2 separate regions of the Homo sapiens genome follow, and region 2 is linked to region 1. Evidence: chromatin contacts called from ENCODE Hi-C or POLR2A ChIA-PET data. All regions are on one chromosome and are shown on one strand. The core of a region is the stretch at or near the end of the contact, and the rest is flanking DNA. Distances in the headings are between cores, read along the strand shown.

Evidence for each region. A loop is a pair of places that touch in the nucleus more often than their neighbours do. ChIA-PET counts read pairs that join two places held with the same protein, here RNA polymerase II (POLR2A). Pooled maps may share reads with other maps.
Region 2: a loop to region 1 is called in a pooled map, with 2.4 times the contacts of the local background. The contact joins two enhancer-like sites. A Hi-C loop is called at or near these places in 1 of 50 pooled maps. POLR2A ChIA-PET finds 5 or more read pairs at or near these places in 2 of 52 experiments (PC-9 and activated CD4-positive, alpha-beta memory T cell).

The regions. Positions count from the first base shown.
Region 1 is chr2:27,720,589-27,726,625 of GRCh38, reverse strand. The region is part of intron 2 of LOC105374378 (a long non-coding RNA gene); the gene reads right to left. Among named protein-coding and RNA genes, the nearest start is that of LINC01460, 7.9 kb to the right of the region's middle. Within about 2 kb of position 3,150, at least 20 of the 41 ENCODE cell types and tissues checked have a DNase peak (open chromatin) inside an H3K27ac peak, as active enhancers do; they include PC-9, where a contact is called at or near this core.
Region 2 is chr2:28,542,431-28,548,712 of GRCh38, reverse strand. PLB1 (phospholipase B1) reads right to left here. Exons shown (of 58, transcript NM_153021.5): 14 at 5,445-5,501. Among named protein-coding and RNA genes, the nearest start is that of PLB1, 50 kb to the right of the region's middle. RefSeq lists an enhancer at 2,672-3,171. Within about 2 kb of position 3,537, at least 8 of the 41 ENCODE cell types and tissues checked have a DNase peak (open chromatin) inside an H3K27ac peak, as active enhancers do; they include PC-9, where a contact is called at or near this core.

The sequences.
Region 1 (6,037 bases), core at 1,901-4,400:
CATCGCACCTGGCGCAGAACAAATTTTTATCCTATATATTGTAACAGAACTGTATTGAACGAAGTATTTCAGCCTTGGATGACACATACTTAAACCCATGAAGATGATAAAGCCCACTATCGAGAAGACTTATTGTTTTGTCTGCCCAGAACAGCACCTCCCTTCTTTGGGGGAAATCCTCCTTCACCAATTCAGCTGTAATTATGGAAGGAGCTGCCAATTATTGTGCCAATTATTGTGTATTGCTCCAGTGTTCACAGGAATGAGTGTGAAACCCAGGTTGGGCCAGTCACTGAACCCTAGGAGCCCCTTGGCCACAGTGATTGGTCTAGGAAGAGTCATATGGTCTGGGTTGAACAAATCAGAATGCCTTTCCTTCCATAGCTTTTTCCTTTAAAAGTTTTAAAATTAATTTTAAATACATAAATTATACCTGAATACGTTATCACTGAAAAAGTTTAAACCTGACAGTCTCCTTCAATCTCAACACCTAATCTTAGCTTCACCAGAGATAACCAAGGTAATTTAGTGAATCTAGACCTTTTCTATGCATTTTCATATATTTAGAAATATGTTATAAACATATATAAATATATATTATTATTTCAAGGTTTTGTTTTGGTTTTGGTTTATGCTTGAGTGATACCATATTGTATCTATATACTGCAAATTACATTTTTCATTTACCAAGATGTCTTAGGGGTTTATGTCAGTACATACTTCATTCTTTTTAATAGTTTCCAGGTTTTCAGAGTATAAAATATATCATGGTTTAAAGATGGACACTTATGTTATTCCTAATTTTGCATTACAAATAATTCTTCACATAACACCCTGGCCTGTGTTTCCTTGTGCACATACATGAGAGTTACTGGTCTGGATTTTGAGACATGGCATCATGAGATCCATGGTAACCACATTTCAAATTATAATAGATACTGCCAAATTTCCCTCCAAAGGGACTGGGACAATTTATGTTCCCTCCAATAGTGTATCACAGCATTAGGGTCTCCATTTTCCATTCCTTCATCAGTACTGGAAAAGAACAAAGTGTAACATTTTTGAACTGTGACGACTGCACACTGGTATGCTGCTGTTTGCTGTCCTCTAGCCGGAGCTGGTGTGAAAGAGTGCTTTCCTCTCTGGCCATGGGGCTGTGAGGATGGGCACACAGAGCCTCACAGCCTTGAGAGCAGGTGGATAAATCAACATCCTGAGGGGAGGGGACGTCCCAAGGATGTCCACTCCTTGAAGCCATTTGTTTTATCCCTGTCTCCACAGTAGTTTATGTAAGCCAACACCTTCATCTTTGGGGCTCAAGCTAATTAGAATTTTGTTTCTGTTACTTTCAGCCACAAGACTGAACTCATGATTAAAATGTATAAATGACCATTGTTTCTCTCATCCCTGGCCCTGAGATCACAAAGTTTATGCTGATTATTCTCTCTTATTGTTCTATTTCTCCTCTCCTCCTCATTCCTTACTTTCCTCATGCCCACATTCCTCTCCCCAGGCACCATATTCAGGGGGTTCAGATCACCTGTGGGGTCCTTTTCAGAAAGGGCAGAGGAGAGCAGGAAACAAAGCCCCTGGGAACAGGAGACGGGAGGGGCATGGGCCTGATTCCCCTGTGGAATCTTTCCCGAGTGAACACAGGCACTCTTAGTTTCTGTGCCTAGGCCTTAGGCCAATGTCTCTGTTTTAACAGAAAAAAAAAAAAGAAAGAAAAAGGAAAAGAGTAAAAAAGCAAAAACTAAAAGACACAGTGGAAGAATCTGCCCTCCCTTTTTGTTTTGAATTATCATACCCCCCAGCACTGAGTGAAAACTCATTTTGTTAAAAATTGACATAGCAGTTGCAGCTTCTTAGACACAGACACAACATAAACACATAAACACAGGCTGTGAGTGTTCTTTTGATGGTAGTATGTGTTTATTGTTTTATTTTATTAATAAAAGAGTGAGAACAGGGTACTAAATTATACCCAATCCAAAATAAAAGGAGAGCAGCTCAATATTTACTCCCATAATGACACCAGGTCACCCATCTGTAGGACGCTGGGGCCTGGTTCAGAGCAAGATGCTGTCTCCAGTTGCCATGACCCGAGGTGCTAGAGAGTTCTGAGTGTAACCCTTCTCAGATATGAGCTCATCTCACCCTGGAATAATTCTGAGAAGTAGGAATGGCATAGGGACAACATCCCCATTTCAGAAAGGAGGGGCCCTGGGGAAAGAGGCTGTGTCCTTCAGGGCCAAACAGTGACACAGGAATGGGACAAAAGCCTCCCCTCCCAAGACTAAATGTCTGTGAGAAAACTGCTGGAGAAAGGCTAGCCAGGCAGGGAGCCTGGGTGCAGGAGGTGGAGGGAGGGCGGTGAGCCCCCAGCTTGGCTGCATGTCAGGAGAGCTGGGAGAAGGGTCATGTACCCTGACATTCACAGAGGGGGTGGCACAAGAGAAGCAACTGCAGCCTCTCATTATGACCCAGTAAATCTTCAGTAAAACCCTCTGCCCTGCCATGTTTGGTGGGGAAAAACCGTTTTCTGGAAGCTGCTAAGGGGGCTGAATTTTGCATTACATTGCCTGGGGTCAAAAGAATCAACTCACAAATGAGCTGACTCACAAGCGAGTTGTCTATGAGACACCTGTATGCACATATTTGCTTTATTCACTGCTGTATCCCTGATGTCTACAACAGTGTCTGGCACACAGTGGATGCTCAGAAAATATTTGTGGAATAAACACATAGAACTCTTTACATCTGCAGTCTCTGCCACACCCACCTCTGTGTCTCCCTTCTCCAAAGTCTGGCTTAACATTCACAGAGACTCTGGTGTGGCTGACCCACTCTGTGCCCAGCACTAAAGCCTTGGTTCCCTCCGGGGAACTGAGAGGTCCCTGAGCTTCTGGAGCCGCCTTCTCGGTTATTGCAGGTTTCCTCCCCACCCAGAGTATGTGCAGCGCCCTGACCTGCTGCCCCAGCAGGTTCTCATCAGGACTCCACAGCCCACTCCATGTGTGGGCCGGAGTAGAGAGAGGAAGCTCTCCCAGCGCCACAGTGGGAGCTGCCAGCCTTGTCTTTTGCCTGTGGCCAGGGCAGGACTGTGGACTTTTCATCCCAGTTCTTCAAGCAAAGCTTCAGGCTCGCCCCCTACTGTGAAAGTGGAGGAACTTCATCTGGAGCACAACTCCCGGGCTCCTTGGAGTTCAGCATCCTTGATCACTTTTCTCTGAGCTAGGGTTGAAGCCCCAACGTTCACATGGGTTAGGATATGTGACTACGAGCAAAGCTTCACCTCTCTCAGCCTCAGTTCACTCATCATAAAGGGGGTAGGAAACAGCTGAAAACGCCATCCCTGTTCACCTGACAACAATATGGTGAGGATTAAATAAGGGCAGATGGCCGGACGTGGTGGCTCACAACTGTAATCTCAGCACTTTGGGAGGCAGAGGCGGGCAGATCACTTGAGGTCAGGAGTTCAAGACCAGCCTGGTCAACAGGGTGAAACCCTGCCTCTACCAAAATACAAAAATTAGCCAGGCGTGGTGGCGGACACCTGTAATCCCAGCTACTTGGGAGGCTGAGGCAGGAGAATCACTTGAACCTGGGATGCAGAGGTTGAAGGGGGCTAAGATCATGCCACTGCACTCCAGTCTGGGCAACAGAGTGAGACTCCATCTCCAAAATAATAATAATAATAATAATAAAACAAAAATTAGCTGGGCACGGTGGCTCAGACCTGTAATCCCAGCACTTTGAGAGGCTGAGGTGGGTAGATCACTTGAGACCAGGAGTTCAAGACCAGCCTGGCCAACATGGTGAAGCCCTATCTCTACTAAAAATACAAAAATTAGCCGGGCATGGTGGTGCACACCTGTAATCCCAGCTATTTGGGAGGCTGAGGCAGGAGAATCATTTGAACCCAGGAAGTGGAGGTTGCAGTGAGCTGAGATCATGCCACTGCACTCCAGCCTGGGTGACAGAGTGAGACTCCTTCTCAAAACAACAGCAACAACAAGAAAAAACTACAAATGAGGGCAGACATGTGACAGTTTCTTGCCTTTGTCAGGCTCTGCAAAGCTGTGGGGCTACTGTTTCCTAACAGTAGGCCACTGAACAAACAACAAATATCCACACCTTCGTTGCCTAGACCCAAGGCAGAGCAGGTGCCTTTTCCTCCATACCCCTTAGCCCAGGCTGCCCTGGGTAAGCTCTTGCTGACTGAGGGCTGCAGGCTCCTGGGCTATCTAAAGGGCCTGGACATGACACCCTGGCAGATGCTGCTGGCTAGAGAAGGGGAGCCCTGGTCCCCTCCATTCTTGGGTCACATGATCAGAGGCAGCAGCTATTCACCTGTCCAGGTGGGGAGCCATTGGCATGTGGAAGGCCATAGAAACTCAGGTTAGACGTCTGCTGGGCTGAGACAGAAGCTGGAAGGCCATCAGGGACAGAGCTTGTCTCCCCACACAACCCTGAGCCCCACACAAGGACCCAGGGCAAGTGTGGGGTAAGAGGCTGTTTCTCACTGTGGTCTCAGACAAAGGAAAATCCCCAAGGCCCTGGTGTGCAGGAGTAGTGAGGCACCCCTTGTGGGTTGCCAAATTTAGCAAATAAAAATACAAGACAGACATGCCACTTAGATGTGAATTTCAGATAAGCATCAAGTACTTTTAAAATATAAATATGTCCCATGGAATATTTGAGATATACTTATACCAAACATTATTTGTAATTTATCTGAAATTCAAGTTTAACTGGACATCTCATATTTTATCTGGAAACCCTCCAGACCCTCCAGGGCCAAAAGGGCTCGGGGGACCCAGCCCCTTCCCACAGCCCACAGCCACACCCCACTGGAGGTTCTGGGCACTCTCGCAAGAGGACGCTTCCTGCTCCAGGTGGTGCCAGGTGGTGACCCCAGCAGCCCAGCATGGGTGGAAAGAGGAAAGGGAACGCGGCAGAGGGAAAAGCCAGCAGTCCCCTTAGATTTCACCCTTGAGTGTCTGTGAGGTGAGTCACCTGTCACCTTCACAGGGCCTTGTCCGCATCAAAGGAGGTCATGGTGGCGAAGTGCTTTCACATTACAAATGCCCTTCCCGCGGGGTGTTGTGGCAGGGCCTGCACTGGCCTTTGCTCGGCTCTTAAGGGTTGGCATCCCTGGTGACCCTCCCTTTTCCCTGAGTCATCTCACCCACTGCCTGGCTCCAGTCACATCTATAAGTGGATGGCAACCCACTTAGCACTCCGTCCTCCTTTACAGTAGAATAAATATACACCACTTCTTCAGGGGAAACAGCCTCAGACCCCTATTTTCATGTGCCTACTGGACACCCTCCCAGGAGTCTTTCTGTCCCTGTCCCACCCCCTCTACCACTGCCCACAGGCGGACTCTGCCAGCTCTTCTCTGAATAACAGAGGCAGCCCCCAGCTTGCCCTGCCCCAGTTCCCTGCCCACATCACACCCAGGGGTGGGTTTCTAAAATCCAGTCTGACCATGGCGTTCCACTGCATAAGACCCTTCCATGGCTTCCTCTTGGTCTTGGGATAAAGTCAAAAGACCTTATCTGTCTTCTGCTCTCATACAGACATATTTCTTGTCATGTCACCAACTGGCCAGTGCTGTCCCTATTCTCCAGCCCACTGTCCCACTAAATGCCCCCAGCCCACTGTTCCACTGTCCCTGCCCAGCCTGCCCTTCCCAACATTCCGTGTCCCCTCAATGCCCTTCACTTCCTTTCCTTTACTAGTGAAAGGATTAGTGGAGCTCCAACGTCCATCCCTGAAGAATGGGGATATTCGCCTTCCTACCAGGCTTCCTAGGGTCTGGGAGAGAATCAAATGAGAAAGGGGATGTAAAACTATTTTGTAAACTGAAAAAGGTTTGTAAGAGATGAAGAAGAATAAAATGACCAATGGTCTGGGAGAGCCTTGTAAACTTCCTTATCAGCTGACCTCAGAGGCCCACAAGAAGCACAGGGGACAACCATGTGAGGGGACTGGGGAAACTGTGGCATTTGAGCCGGGAAGCGTGATTGGG
Region 2 (6,282 bases), core at 2,288-4,787, 820 kb before region 1:
GAGTCTGAGACTCTGGGGCTGGGGCAGCAGTCTGTGTTGTAAGCAGCTCTCCAGGCGATTCTGATGCACACCCGAGTTTGAGAACCACAGCATGAGAAGCAGCATCGGTTTTATATATATATATATAGAAGGGACTTCCTAGTCTACCTCTCCTAGAAGGAAAAGCTGCACAGCAGAGGTTGAGGTGGGGCCCAGCCAGCCAGGACAGAGCTGGGACTCCAACATTGGTGTCCTGCATCCAACCAAACATCTAGCAATGGGTCACACAGCTTTCTGATCACGTGGGGGCCGGTTATCCAGCTTGGCTTCTTGTCCCCTCCTTGCTGCCCAGCTACTTTCTGGCTCACTGATTCAAGTTCCCTTAGACAGGAGAGCCAGTATGGGAAGGAAGGGCAAATGCATCGCTTTTTACATAAAGCATGTATTCTTTCCCAAGTCCTCCCCGCAGCCTGTGTCCACAACCCAAATGTAGGTAAATCTGCGCACAATAGAGAATGGAAACCCTCTGTTCCCTGAGAACTGCTTTCACAGCTTTGAGTGAAGCAAGTTATGGGGCCTGGGTCAAGTCTCATGTCTTTCACGGGGTCACAAATACAGTGACATGGAACACAGCACAGCCAACACTCACAAACCGCTAGAGTATCTAGTGAGCCAGGAGTGGGTGGTGTGGTATCCGCTGTGAAATAGGCAGCTACTTAAATGACAACCACGAAGGCCATCAAATGACATCTAATAACGTAGATAAAACATTTATAGTATAACAGCAGGAGAAACCAGCAGATTATCAACTTAGTAAAGCATTAGACATAGGGAAGTGAAGGCCGTTAAAGAATTAGAGGGAAGGAGGGATTTTTTTTAAAAGTTGTTTTTGTTATTTTTAAATGTTCATTATACATATATAAACACTTACAAAGAAAAATGCAATAGCTTGGAGGGATTGCAGATTTTCTTCTGCACGGGCTATTTCCTACTGTTGGAGAACCAGTTTTACTGTCATCTGGCTGCCCACAGGTGCTGGGCTCTGGTCGTACCTCTGGCCCTCACCTCCCCTTCCAATGACTCTGCCAAGGAACGTGGGAAGCTACTGGATGGGGCAGCCTGTCTGGCTCAGTCACAGCTTCTACCAACCTCCATGAGGATTTTCAGATTCCTCAGCGGTATCTTACCCCAGCATCTGTGCCCCAATAAGCAAGAAACAAGAAAAGAACTTTACCCTTAGTGGAATTGGCTCTTCAGCCAGACTGAAAGAGAATCAGATAAGGAGGTATAATTAGCTGAACATTTGGAAAAGGAGTGGCAACTCTCTAGCTCAAGGCCTAGGAGAGGAAATGGACTCCACGCTTCTTTCTGTTTTATTCTGATGGTGGCCGCTCCTAGAAACAAGGTCCCACCTGGAACATTCAAGGCGGCTGTCAAAGGAAGTATTGAGCAGGCCTGGGTGAGGGCCAGGTGCTGATCTGTCTTGCCACCTTCTCTTCCCCAATTTTTTTTTTTTCTTTTTTTTTTTTTTGGAGACAGGGTCTCATTCTCATTGCTCAGATTGGAGTGCAGTGGTGCGATCACAGTTCATTGCAGCCTTGACTTCCTGAGCTCCGGTGATTCTCCCACCTCAGCTTCCCGAGTAGCTGGGACTATAGGTGTGTGACACCATACCCAGCTAATTTCTTGTATTGTAGTAGAGGCAGGGTTTTTGCCATGTTGCCCAGGCTGTTCTCAAATTCCTGGCCTTAAGCATTCCTCCTGCCTCGGACTCCCAAAGTGCTGGGATTACAAGCATGAGCCACCACGCCCACCTTTCCCCAACCTTTCAAGAATTTAATCCATAATGGAATCTGGAAAGAAACCTTGAAAGAGCCATATCTAAATGACTCTGACAAAGTGGATAAAGCAGAGTCTATTTTTTTTTAAAGGGCCTCAAAGAAGGAAAATTCATAGATTTTCCCAAGAAACCCATTTCCGTTGAGAACTTTGTCCTAAATGTCCCTTTAGGAGTCCCCTCCATCCTCCTTGCTTCCATTCATTCCCTTTACACTGGCTCTGACCCTTTCTTCTCCTGCATCCCCAATCCCCAGAAAGGATGGAAATGACACAGTTACTTCAAATAATTCCTCATGTGTGCCTCTTTCTCCTGCCACACTGTGGGTCCCATAAATGCACATGTGCTATTTACTCCAGGGACAACCGGGGCTGGTCTGGGCTTCCACCCCACTCTGCACATCTCCCCAGCACGGCTTCCTGCCACCGAGGAATGAACTGCAGTGTGGGAGGGGTGAGGGCAATGACCTTAAAAATCCTCTCCGAGCAGCAGAATCCTCCCTGGACTGTGAGCAATCCCCAAGTTCCTTATTCTGCCTGTGGCTTCGGCACCTGGTGTAGACTCGGCATAAGGTGGGGTCAGTGATTGCTGAGAGGGCCAGGGACATCAGTTCCCTAAAGGTGGGTCCCCTTCAAAACGACTGATGTACAAGAATTACCAGAAATTATTGCGGCAGCAGCAGAAAGGGCCTAGGGAATGAACCGTGTCCCAGACACAAAATCCTCCTCGGCTTGGCACCAGGAGTGCAAGCTTCAGCCTGGAGGCCTCACTCAGCCAGGACAGTTCCAGGCATGTTTAGATGGGGCTGCTGTCACCTCCCATGCTGATGGGTGGAGCTTTTCCTTTGCTGGTCCTCAATGCTCACCTATGCTAGGGCTTGGAGGATGAGGGAGGGAGGGAGGATGCTGACGTGGTCTGGGTATGTGGCTTTGTGGGCTGCAGAGCTGAGAGCTATCCTCCTTCCCTACAGCTGTGTCCGGGGGTGTCTGAGGACAGAGTAATGGACCTGGACTCCCTGTGATCATGGGGATTCTGCCAGTCCCTCTCTGCTCCCCACACAGAGGGCAGCCCTCACCTGGGCTCTGTGTGTCTGCGAGGGTAGACACAGAACAGGTACACCTGCCTTCCACCTCGATGTCCCAGTCCAGCCCAGCAAAGAATCACAGATGTGGTGGCAGAGACTCCCGCCCTCCCCGCACCTGGAGGATGCAATTAGCGAAACCAAGGGTAGGAAGGAGCCCAATGCCCTCCCATATTTTCACAAACCCTTGGGTGCTGGCTAAGGGTGCTTAGACCTTTTTGGCAGGTAGAGAAAATGGACACCCCGAAAGACCGTGTGACTTGCCTCAAGAAACCACCGAAAGTGGGACCGAAATCAGAGCCCGGGTTTTCTGGCTCCTGTCCAGTGCCCTTCGCCCTAACCTGTTATACCCGTCGCTTCTCATGGCTGAATTCGGGTCTGCAGGAGCTTCTGATGTGTTCCAGCAGCTGTGCTCGATCCGGGAACTGTGGGATGGTCTGGCATTTTGCTTGTGAGGAAACGAGGGACTGGGGATGCTTGGGGAACCCCCTCCTATCCTGTCTCTCCCTGCCCCCCATGTCCCTGCTGGCTGAGGCTGCAGGAAGCTTGGGGTTTGCACTGGCACTGGGAAACCGGACTTGTATGGGTGTGGAGAGAGTGAGGTCACTGCTTACCTAGGAAAGCCACATCCTCCTCCTCTTCTAAGCCCTTGTGACACTCTCTGTGTCGCAGGCCTTTGGCCTTGAGGGTGAGACCTTCCATTCCTGTGTACGTGCTCATTCTGACCCTCGAGTAGTTTTAAGAGACCGTACGTGGGGTGTACCTTATTTGTATGCATGGGACCATCACCTGGCAGCTCTGTAAAGGTGGTTATTATTGCTATTGCCACCAATATCAAGGACAAATAGCATGATGAAAGGAGAAAGGGATAGGAATCCAGCCCTCTCCCTGGACCTGCCCTCTCCAGCTTCTCTGTCTGGTGCTCAAGGGCTCCTTTCACGCTGGGAGCCTTATCTCCGTATCTCTTCTCTTATCAGACAGGCCTCTTCCTGCCCTTGCTGCTGCATCTGACGCATTCTTCTCTCCATGCCCTTTGCTCACAAAGGTCCCTTTGCCTGGGAACGCCCTCCGTGACCTCCTCCAACACATTTCACAAAGCCCATTCAAATCCCCTCTTCATGGGCTCTCCCGGCCTCATTGTTCACATTGCTTCTTGGTGCGTGGCCCAGCACAACACTGCTGGCTGAGTCCCTTTTGACTCTCGTTCCTCTGGGCTGTCTGGCCCTTCCCAGCTACACCTGAAGCCTGGTGAGAACAGAAGCCACATTTGGTGGGTCTCTTGTATCCCCCTTGGAACCATGGAGGGTACAAGGGCAGGGTACAAGGTGGTATGGTGGTACCTTCAAGGGCAAGCCATGTCACAGGTGTCCTTTTGTTGGTTGGGAGAAAGATGGCAGGAGAGGAGAGGTTTGGCTGAGCTGGAATCATCAGCCCTCCTCTCCCTGAGAGAGGGCTTGGGAGAGCAGTCCCTGCTGGAGGGGCCAGGTTCCTCTTCTCTGCCCATCATGGGAGATCAGCAGCAAAGTGGATTTCTGGGGACATAGTCCCCGCAAGTGCCAGGCACACTGAGAGACGTCCCTGTTCAGAGAACTCAAATGCCTTCTTCAAAGGACAGACAGTAGGTTTCCAGTGCCAGGGACTGTCGGAGGCCGTGCCCCTTCCCTCCCTACACTCTGTTTCACACTGGCTCATGTGTGCTGAAATGCAGCTGTCCCTGGTACTCAACACAGTATGTCAGTTGTGGAGACGGATCCACAAAAGAAGAAAAATGAATTTCTGTCACTAGAATTCTAAAAATAAGGCAGCTTGGGTGGGAAGAAAATAAATGGCAAATTCAGGTCTCTGTCTGACGCCCTGAAAAGGTTCAAAGCCTCGACGTCGACGCCACATTCCATCCCCTGACTAATCCCAGATATCCCTGGGGGCCCTTTGGAATCTGGGGATATCCTGTTACAGTTACAGTAAAAAGGCCAATCCACGTGGAGTGCTTACTACAGGCCAGGAGCGAGCTGCGCGCTAGATATGTTGGGCCAGGGGCTGACCTGGATTTTGCAGAAAGAGCATTGAGACCTGAGTTCACAGAGCTTGTGAGTGGTGGGCTTAGCATTCCAACCCAGGCCTTCATCACGCTGCAGCCCACGCTTGTTCCAGGCACCACCTTGGGCCTTGACAACCGCACAACACCGCCTAAGTGTGAGGGCAGGCTGGACAGGAATGGTGAGGGGAGCACATTCCCCAGTGCTTGACTCAAGCAGGTCTTCCACACAGACTCTGAGAAACGGCCCCACCTCTGGGAAACCAGGGCTGAGGCTCCTGTGAGACCTTTGCTGCTCACTGGCCTGGCTGCAGCGCAGAACCTGTGGCGAGGCAAAGTCTCAGGCAGTCAGAGAGGGGCGTCACCGGGAGACAGAAGCATCCCTGGTGGCCCAGAACCATTGTCCTGGGATCCTGGGGCGCCCTGCAGCCCCTCCTCAGCACGGTGGGCTCAGTGGTGGTGGAGACCTTGCCCCTCCTCTGTGGGCCCCACCCCAGGCCCCATCTACTCACCATCCTATTCCAGAGATGCCAGGCCAGCGTGGTAGAATCCTGGAGTCGGGGGTCCTCCTAAAAGAGAACCAGTTGACAGCGGGACCTTTTGTCTCCCCAGGAATGCAACGGACCTGCTACACACTTTGAAGCTCTCTCTGGCATAGAGTTGGGGCAGCCTGATCTGTCCAGGCCTTTTCTCTCAGCCCCTCATCAATAACAGGGGCACTTATGGGACCACCGTCTGGGGTCAGGGCCCTGAGGTCAGGGCCTGCAGGAGCAGGTGGCACGTCAGGCAGCTCCATGTCATCATGGGGTTCTCTGTCACTGAACTAAACAGTGGAAGGAGGGGGTGGCAGGGAATGATTCAGGTGTGATCTGAGTAGAAGGATGAAGGAAGGGAACGTGAGCTAATATTTCTCCTCACCCTCTTAAACCATCACTTTAAACACTGTTTGTGGTGTGGAGATGGCACAAGGATTCCAACAGGCAGGAGCCTGGAGGGAGGGACTGTTCCCAGACACGGGACTGAGGCTACGGAGACCTCGGTCAGCAAGTGTGGACCAAGTGCTACATGGTCTGGGTGGCCCCTTGCCCAGTGTCCTGGGGGAGCGGGCAAGGGCAACTGAGATTCCCCTCCCTTCCAGAGATGGATGGAGAGGAGCGTGCAGGGGGAGGGACAAGAGCTGGCATCCCTGGAGATTCTCTTCGGAATAACCACAATGGCCAAGAGGTGCGAGCACTTCCCCAGCACCGGATGCCACTCTACATCCCCCCAAGTATTAACTCATGTGGCCCTGATGGCCACCGAGAGAGAGAACATGTTACTAAATGGCCCTGATTTTACAGAACAGAGTTC